Regions from separate parts of the Homo sapiens genome. Here region 2 is linked to region 1. Evidence: chromatin contacts called from ENCODE Hi-C or POLR2A ChIA-PET data. All regions are on one chromosome and are shown on one strand. The core of a region is the stretch at or near the end of the contact, and the rest is flanking DNA. Distances in the headings are between cores, read along the strand shown. Region 1 has its middle 140 kb from the start of MIR4316. Region 2 overlaps LOC107985079 (a long non-coding RNA gene).

Region 1 (4,157 bases), core at 1-2,500:
TTGCTGTGGACTAATTCTCATTTCAACATGTGGCTGTCATTTCCCTGTCATCATGGCTGATTTACAACAGGGTTTAATTAAATTCTCTGTACATTATTCAGCATTCTCCAAAGACAACACCAGAGAGGCCCGGGGTATTTAAAATGTCACCTGCTGAGACATATCACCTCTTCCTAAATAAATATGACAGTGATCAAACTTTGGCTAATTACAGTGACTTAGTTATTTGTTTGTATGTTTTAATATTTAATTGCTTTCATGTTCATCCAATTACTGAGCCACAGCAAATAGAAATTAACTTTTTATCAGCGTGACTCAGCCCAGCTCATAAGCACTCCAAAGCCTCAATACAATAGGAACTGCCCAAGCTGAGGATCACAGCCATGTTCTCAGCTCAGTGGACGGGGCCATTAAATTAAGGGAGAATCCTCACGGCTCCATCCCCGTTCCCAGCCTGCATGGGGCTGCGGGCCCAGCTTCCAGGAGCATCTAACTCAAAGCCAAGCAGCTGAGCGAAGGAACGCAGGCAGGGCTTCTAATTCCACACTGACACCCGATGGCCACTCTGTGCAACTGCCCCGGGTCCTTCAGATACTTAAGATTCCTGGGGAGATGAATAGGAACTCCTGGGTACACAGAAGTGAGAGTTTTTGAGTTCCCATATCAGTAACCTAAGTTTCTCCTCACCAGGGAGGCTCTTTCTTGATGGTCCTCCAGCTTTGAGGGCCATCTGCTCCTCTGGAGACGTCCTGGCTCCTTCTGCCAAGCTTCCTGGGACAAAGGGGACACCTGAGGGCTGGTTGAGTGCCTGCTGTTTTTAGAAACGGGAGCCAGGATAGGAACACAGCCCATCACCACCCGTCTTCTGATCAAATGCATTAGCCAGTCCTCAAAATCGTCCACCACGCCCTTGAAAGCCAATTCCTCTGATGTTATCTTAAAAGCTCCCCCTGGCTCTCTTTCCCACCCATCGTTCCAATACATCATTGACATCTTGACATCCACTCTTCTCCCAAGGCTAGCCTGGGCATGGAAGAATTTCTGCAGAATTTTAGAAATAAAAAAAAGAGGAAGAAGTAAGCCTTTCTGGGAAGCTTCAGCAATTCCAAATGGGATAAGCAAGTTCTACCTCCAGCCTAATCCCACAGCCTCATGGGATGTTGGCTTAAAATGTTCAACTTTCCAAAAATAAAAAATAATCTTTCCACGCACTTAACATCTTATCTCTCCTGCTCAGCTGTAAGCTCCTTAAGTGGGGGTGGGGAGGCTCAGAAACCAGAAGAGAGGCAGCTGGGGTAAGAGCTGCAGAAAATGCTGGCTGACCAGCTCTCTGTGGAAGGGGCCATGCCTGGCCTTTGTTGTTGTTGTTTTTAATAAGTACTTAAAACAAGTTAATAATATTTATATAAAGTAATATTTCTCCTATGATTCACTTTCAATTTATTTTAGAAAAAAATATATAAGTGTACCCAAAATTCCAAATCAATTTAAAGTAAGAACTCTCAGTTTTTGTCTAATACATCTTATTTTATCTTATTTTGAGACAGAGTCTTGCTCTGTCGCCCAGGCTGGAGTGCAGTGGCTCAATCTCGGCTCACTGCAACCTCCCCTTCCCGGGTTCAAGCGATTCTCCCCCTCAGCCTCCCAAGTAGTTGGGACTACAGGCACGAGCCACCATGCCCGGCTAATTTTTGTATTTTTAGTAGAGACAGGGTTTCACCATGTTGGCCAGGCTGGTCTCAAACTCCTGATCTCAAGTGATCCGCCCGCCTCGGCCTCCCCAAGTGCTGGAATTACAGGCGTGAACCACCACACCCGACCCAATAAATACTTTAACGTCCAAAAAAAATTAAAAATGGTTGGAAGAGTGTTTCTTGATAAATATCAACATTTCTTCAACGTAGTTGCCTGGTCTTTGTAAGGAGTGTGGCTCACTCGGGGCAGCCGGGGGTCCTACAAGGAAATGCATTCATTCATTGAGCAAACAACCTCTACCGTGCGCTAGTGCACTAGGTATGGATTTAGTGATGATAGAAACAACCACCACAGGAAGAGACAAGGTCCCTGTCCTTGTGGCGCTGAAGCTGGAAGGAAACTCACAGATAATTCCGAGTGGGTGAGCTGAGGTGTGGGGAGGAGACGCGGAGACCGCAGGGGCGACCTGCCTGGTCTGAGGAGCTGGGAAAGGCTTGCCTGGGGAGGCCGCATGTGAGCTGACAGCTGAAGACAGACAAAGAGCCTTTTTCAATTAACAAAGAGGAAGAGGCCTCGCGGAAGATTTTTCCTGGGGGCTCAGAGTTTATGCAAATTAACCCAGCCCAGAACGAGGAATTCTAATTGGCCCCAGCAGGTGCCTCCTCGGCAGGGTCGTCCTGCAGTTGGGCACCTGTGTGAACGTCTCCATCAGGGTCCCCGAGGCCAGCACTGGCTGTCAGACCCAGTCTCCTCAGACCCGGAGATTTTTACCTGAAATTCACATTGAGTCTTCACTCCCCGTTCCTTTCGAACTAACTCCCCCTGACAGGCAAGTCCTTATAGAAAGCGACAAAGCTTCCAGTCCTGTGGCTTGGCTGAGAACGACTGAGAAACCAGGATGGGAAGAGGCCAAAGAGGACACAGTGGACTGAGCTGGGCTGGGCATCGGGGAAGGCTGGACCTCAGGGTCGTCAGGTCCCTGCAACGCGGGGCTGGCTCCGACGGTCCCTCTGGAAGGCGAAGCACTGCTGCACTAGTGAATTCATCCAGTGCATCCTCACAGAGCCCACCAGAACAAGGCGGTGGCAGGACTGGGGTCAGGGCTTCCCTTAGGTGCCACACGTTGTCACTGCCAGGATGAGGCATGGGAGCTCTGGCTGTGCCCACTTAAGCCCATCTGGAGGAGCAGGAAGTGCCACACCTAGAAGGTGGCAGGTGTGTTGAGGATGTGAATAAAGGTCAGCAGAGTGCCACAGGGAAAGTCAGCTGATGGCAGTGGGGACAGGGGTCCGGGTGGAAGGAGCCATTGGACATGGCTCATGGCAAAGCCAGCCTGGTGCTTCGGAGAAACTGGAGCGCAAAATACACAACAGAAGGGGCAAGAGAGGAGCCGCCCTGGCCCTGCAGGTAAGGATGAGCCTTCAAGCCAGATTAAGGAGTCAGGCTGTATCCTGAGGGCAAAGGAGAGCCACTGCAGGCTTTCCATGGAGGAGTGAGGAAACTGAGCACAAAGTAGATGTTCTTTAAACACCTTTGAGGCTGGGTGTGGGGGCTCGTAATCCCAACACTTTGAGAGGCCAAGGCAGGAGGATCATTTGAGGCAGGAGTTCAAGACCAGCATGGGCAACATAGTCAGACCCCCATCTCTACAAAAATATTTTTTAAAATTAGCCGGGCATGGTGGCATGTACCTGTGGTCCCAGCTACTCTGGAGGCTGAGGCGGGAGAATTGCTTGAGCCTGGGAGGTTGAGGCTGCAGTGAGCCAAGACTGTACCACGGCACTCCAGCTTGGTGGACAGGGCAAGACCCTGTCTTGCTACCTAGGAGGGGCCCACCAAGATTCACCTCCTAAGCAGAAACTCAGGTATGGTTGAAAGGGGCTTATTAAGGCTAACAAGACTCTCACCCCTATCATTCAGGAAACTCTAAAAGTTTTAGAAGCTCTTCTACCAGGAACAAAGTCCAAATATATATTGTTTATTATATCACAGTATCACATATTATAATCCCTAAGTTAGCCGCTATTAAAAATGCAAAAGTACAGCTAAAATGCCAATAAACTAATTAAAATGGGGATACCAAAAAATATGATTAACCTAAAAGAAGTCAGGAAAAGAGAAACAGGGAAACAAAACAAAACAAAAAAAACAGAAGGGACAAAAAGAGAACAAATGTCATAATGGCAGATCTAAATCCAGCTACATCTATAATCACGCTTAACAGAAATGCACTGAACATCCCACTTAAAAGGCAGAGATAATCTGGCTGAATAACACTGCAAGATCCAGCTATGTGTCATCTCCAAGAGATACATTTTATTTTTTGTTTTGTTTTGTTTTTTGAGACGGAGTCTCGCTCTGTCGCCCAGGCTGGAGTGCAGTGGCGCAATCTCGGCTCACTGCAAGCTCTGCCTCTGGGGTTCATGCCATTCTCCTGCCTCAGCCTCCCAAGTAGCTGGGAA
Region 2 (4,014 bases), core at 1,364-3,863, 130 kb before region 1:
AAAAAAAAGAAAAAAAAAAGGAAAAAGAAAAGAAAAGAAACATGAATACCTACTACCATGTTCCAATTGCCTGCAGCATTCAGTACTGCAGTACACTAACGTGCTGTACAGGTTTGTAGCCTGGGTCCACAGGCATACACCATATACCACAGGCTGTACCACCTGGGTTTGTGTAGGTACCCTCTGTGATGTCCACACAATGAAAAATGTCTCAGAACATTTCCCAGTGTTAAGTCACACATGCCTACATTGAACACGACCCTCACAACATCCCCATGGAGTGGGTGTCTCACCCACAGAACCAGAGACAAACATGGGACATCCAGGGTTGGGGACAGCAGTTGGCAGGCGGGGTGGGGTGGTCCTGAGCAATTTGGCCAAGGTCTATGGCCAGCCAGGCTGGAGCTGGTCCCCTCCCCAGCTTGGATTCATAAATGCCATGTGTTAGCTCACAGGGGTGCTGCAAAGGTTAAATGAGAAGATGGGTCTGACCTGCATGGTACTTAGTAGGTGCTCAATAAAAAATGGGTTGAGTGAAGGCTTGTGGTTTACAGATGAGGAAACTGAGGCTCAGAGCTGTTTTGTGACTTACGCAAAGCCACAGAATATAAGTGGCGGAACTTAGCCTTCCAACCCAGGTCTGCTGGCACCAAAGCCCCTGTATTTCCACATTTAGAGCCGGTAAACAAATGATTAAAATGCAGCAGAACGAGGACTATTAGAGATAAACACAGTCTGCTCTGTGGAGCTGAAAGATGAAGTAAGACAGTGAACGAGAAGGGGTCGATACGTGTCCACTGAGGAGATGACGGGAGGCTGCCCAGACTGGAGGAAATCCCAAAACATTAACAGAGGTTCTTTTCTGCAGGAACGATTGCAAGTGCAAAGGCACAGAGGGGTGAAAAGAGAACGGGCTGAGGTTTGATGTGATTTAAGCGTGGGGGGCTGGGAGGAGAGAAGAAGATGGGGAGGGGAGGGAGAGGAGCCGGGGCCATAGACCCAGGCCGGGTTAGAGATGCGGCAGAGAAGGACGTGAACTTCTCCTGGAGATCCTGGCTGTCCACCCGGCTGCACGTTAGAATTGCCTTGGGAGTTAAATAAAAATATCCCAGTGTCCAGAGCCACCCCAGCCCCACAAGCCCAGTGCAGCAGAGCAGGCAGCGGGGCCGGAGCAGAGAGAGAGAGGTCCGAGCAGCAACGGGGCCTGATCACTGAGGATGAGGGCCGCTGGGAGGACTTTGGCTTTTTTTGGGATTTTCATCCGAGTCCGTGTTCCCAATACTCATGTCCTTGGGTGACCAGGCTCTGTTTGTTTCCACCCAGGCTCAGAGGAAACAGAGCCTGGCTGAAGGGAACGACTTCATCAGGATACTGGAGGTGTCCAGGCAAAAGTTCAAAGTCTTCATCTAGACTCTTTGCAGCAATGGAATTAGGAGAAAAGCAGAGATTCCAGAGATAGTTGGGAGGTAGGACCACCAATCAGGCCTGAGCTCTTGAAAGCAGAGAAGATGGAATTCCCAGTCCTGGTTGGTTGCAATGTCCGCTTCGTGCATGGCTCTGCAACACTGTGCACAGCTGTTATGCACATTTAAGACTCCGCAAACAATAAGCTAGCAGCAAGCGGCCCCCTGGGTCTTGGTTGTTCCCAGCATACTTGGTATCTGAGCTGTGATTGGGGTGGGGAAACAGGGAGGAGAGAGATGAAATCAAGGACCATAGTTAGTGCAACAGGCAAAAAGAAGCCTTGCCTGAGCAGGGAGATGAGAAGATTCCATCTGGGGGAGTGGGGAGCCCCCAGCCCATTAACGAAGGCCGTGGGGGATACAGGCCAGACCTGCAAGGAGGAGGGCTTGAGCCCCGGGGTCTGGAATCTTTGGGCTATTATGATATCTGTCATAAAGTGTGGCCGCCATTCCTGTCTCTCCAAGAAACAGAAGGTGACAGAGCCCCTCTCAGTGTTGGGACCCGGAAGCTCAAAAGGGGGCAAAGACATCTAGGCTGGGCAGAAACGAAGACGAGACACCTGCGTGGGGCATTCCAGCAGCGGCAGAGGAGGACGTGAACTGATGGGAATTTCCACTATCTGGGTTTAAATCCTGGCTGGAATTTCTCACTCTTTCCATTTCCATTTCATATTTCAGTTAAAAAATAATGACAAAGGCCGAGGGTTACAGAGCAGCCTCCCCCTCCTCGGTAATTACCAAATTAACACATTCTAACAGGCGCCCCCGCAGCACACTGTGATTAACGCACAAGGACAATTAGCTGTAGAGCCTTCTCCTCTCGTTTTAACCTCCTTAAACAGCCCGAGCCGCGTGCAGGGCCTCTGGGGTGAGCCTCCTCGGCAGGCACTCCCTCCCCCTCGATTTAATGGAATCTGAGACCCGGTTTAATGTACTAGGCAGTGCACAGTCCTGTCCCGCCCTCAGGGGCCTCACCCCACAGGTCAGGGAGGCAGCCTCCCCATCCAAGCAGGGGGCCGGGAAAATGAACCCCAAATTAATTTATTCAGCCAATTCATTAGGCAGGCGTTGATTGAGTGCCGGCTCTTCGCCCGGCGCGGGGCTGGGAGCCCAGGGAGATACAAGATAAAGTGGAATGCGGATGGCACATTCCTGGCGCTCGCCGTCCGGGAAAGGGAATCAGGCGGCTGGTCTAAGACACGCCAGAAAGTGGCCGATGTGAAACAGACTCCATGCTCCTGAGGAATTCCAGGAAGGGGGCACGGGGCTGGGTTCTTGCGGACGGCCCAGGGAGTGTGGCAGGTTGGTGAGGTACCCAGAAGCCAGGGCTGCAAATGCAGGAAACTGGCTGAGAGCTGAAGGGGCAGCTCAGCTCGAAATAAAGCTCAGCTCGGCTCGAAATAAAGCAGAGGATGTCAACTGTGAAATTACACCCAAAAGGCAGGAGCCTGGGCTGGGTGTGACATGGTCTGGCTTAGTGACAACGTGGCTTTGGCTGGGGTGTGCTGAGTGCTGGGGAGTGTGAAGAAGAAGATGTGGGTGGGTGGGGACCAGCTCAAGGAGGTTGCAGGGCCCACAGCGGGGAGGGGGAGGTCAGCAAATGGAGGGGCTCACCTGGGCTCCTTCATCCAGAGGCCAGTTAGAGATTAGGATGGAGCTGATGCAGAATCTCAGATGGAGGAGGGAGGAAGGAGGGAGGAGGAGCACAAGAGGTCACTCATAGGAAGGATTAGCAAAGCTTGCACCTGATTAGAGCTGAGGCCCCAAAGAAAGGCAAGTGCCAGGGTTCAGGCTAGAAGGAACAGTGTGGGGGTGTCAGCACCCATGGCTGGGAGGGGAGGAGGGCTTGGGCTTTGGGGTTGGAGCAGGAGCAATGTGGTTGGAGATGGCCGGGTGGGTCTCCACGGAGCCGCGGCAGTGGACAGGAAGGCCCGCTGGGGACACTAATGGGGAAAGAGGACAGACAGGGGCTCTTGGGTAAGGTCTGGAGACTCCAGAATTCACCCGACCTCAGGCCTCAGAGGACCACTTAGGTGGAGCCTCCACTGTCCAGCCCTCCTCAAAGTGCACCTTCAGAGCGGGGGAGTCGGAAGTCTAGAGGTTCCAGAAATGCTCCTCAGCATTCTCCTGCCCTTGGTGGCAGAACCTGGAACCAGGATGGGAGGGGAGGCGTCACCGGGAATCCTAAAGGTGGTGTCTGGCCCCCAAATGGCCCAGCTGCTGACCCCAGGGGCAATTGTTCTGTGTCACCAGTTTTCAAATCTGTTCCAAGAGAGATTTATAACTCCCGCAGCAAACTAGCCCCGTGTGGTTTCTTTCGCAATGCTAAACACTGGCTTTGGCAGCACTCAAAGGGGTAAAATAAAGAGTTAGCAAAGTGTCTGTCCACATTTCCATCTTCAGAAGATGAGGGGGAAAAACCCCATCTGCACCCAGCTCAGATCCTTTGCTCCAGTCTTGCATGGAAGGAAGCTAAGAGAGCTGTGTCTGTAAAGCAGCCGCGTTCGTGTAATCTCATGTAGTCCTCACCACCTGCAATAACGTGTGAAAA

Evidence for each region. Hi-C counts contacts between places; a loop is a spot of excess contacts on that map. ChIA-PET counts read pairs that join two places held with the same protein, here RNA polymerase II (POLR2A). Pooled maps may share reads with other maps.
Region 2: a loop to region 1 is called in a map of heart right ventricle, with 2.0 times the contacts of the local background. The contact joins two enhancer-like sites. A Hi-C loop is called at or near these places in 6 of 168 maps with a recorded cell type or tissue (Calu3, Right ventricle myocardium inferior, heart left ventricle and 3 more) and 12 of 50 pooled maps. POLR2A ChIA-PET finds 5 or more read pairs at or near these places in 4 of 52 experiments (AG04450, CD4-positive, alpha-beta T cell, activated CD4-positive, alpha-beta memory T cell and 1 more).

Annotation. Positions count from the first base shown.
Region 1 is chr17:77,539,283-77,543,439 of GRCh38, reverse strand. No RefSeq gene overlaps it. Among named protein-coding and RNA genes, the nearest start is that of MIR4316, 140 kb to the right of the region's middle. Within about 2 kb of position 1,250, at least 5 of the 41 ENCODE cell types and tissues checked have a DNase peak (open chromatin) inside an H3K27ac peak, as active enhancers do; they include heart right ventricle, where a contact is called at or near this core.
Region 2 is chr17:77,674,955-77,678,968 of GRCh38, reverse strand. It overlaps LOC107985079 (a long non-coding RNA gene), which reads right to left. Exons shown (of 2, transcript XR_001753032.2): 2 at 1-1,666. Among named protein-coding and RNA genes, the nearest start is that of LINC01987, 52 kb to the left of the region's middle. Within about 2 kb of position 2,613, at least 2 of the 41 ENCODE cell types and tissues checked have a DNase peak (open chromatin) inside an H3K27ac peak, as active enhancers do; they include heart right ventricle, where a contact is called at or near this core.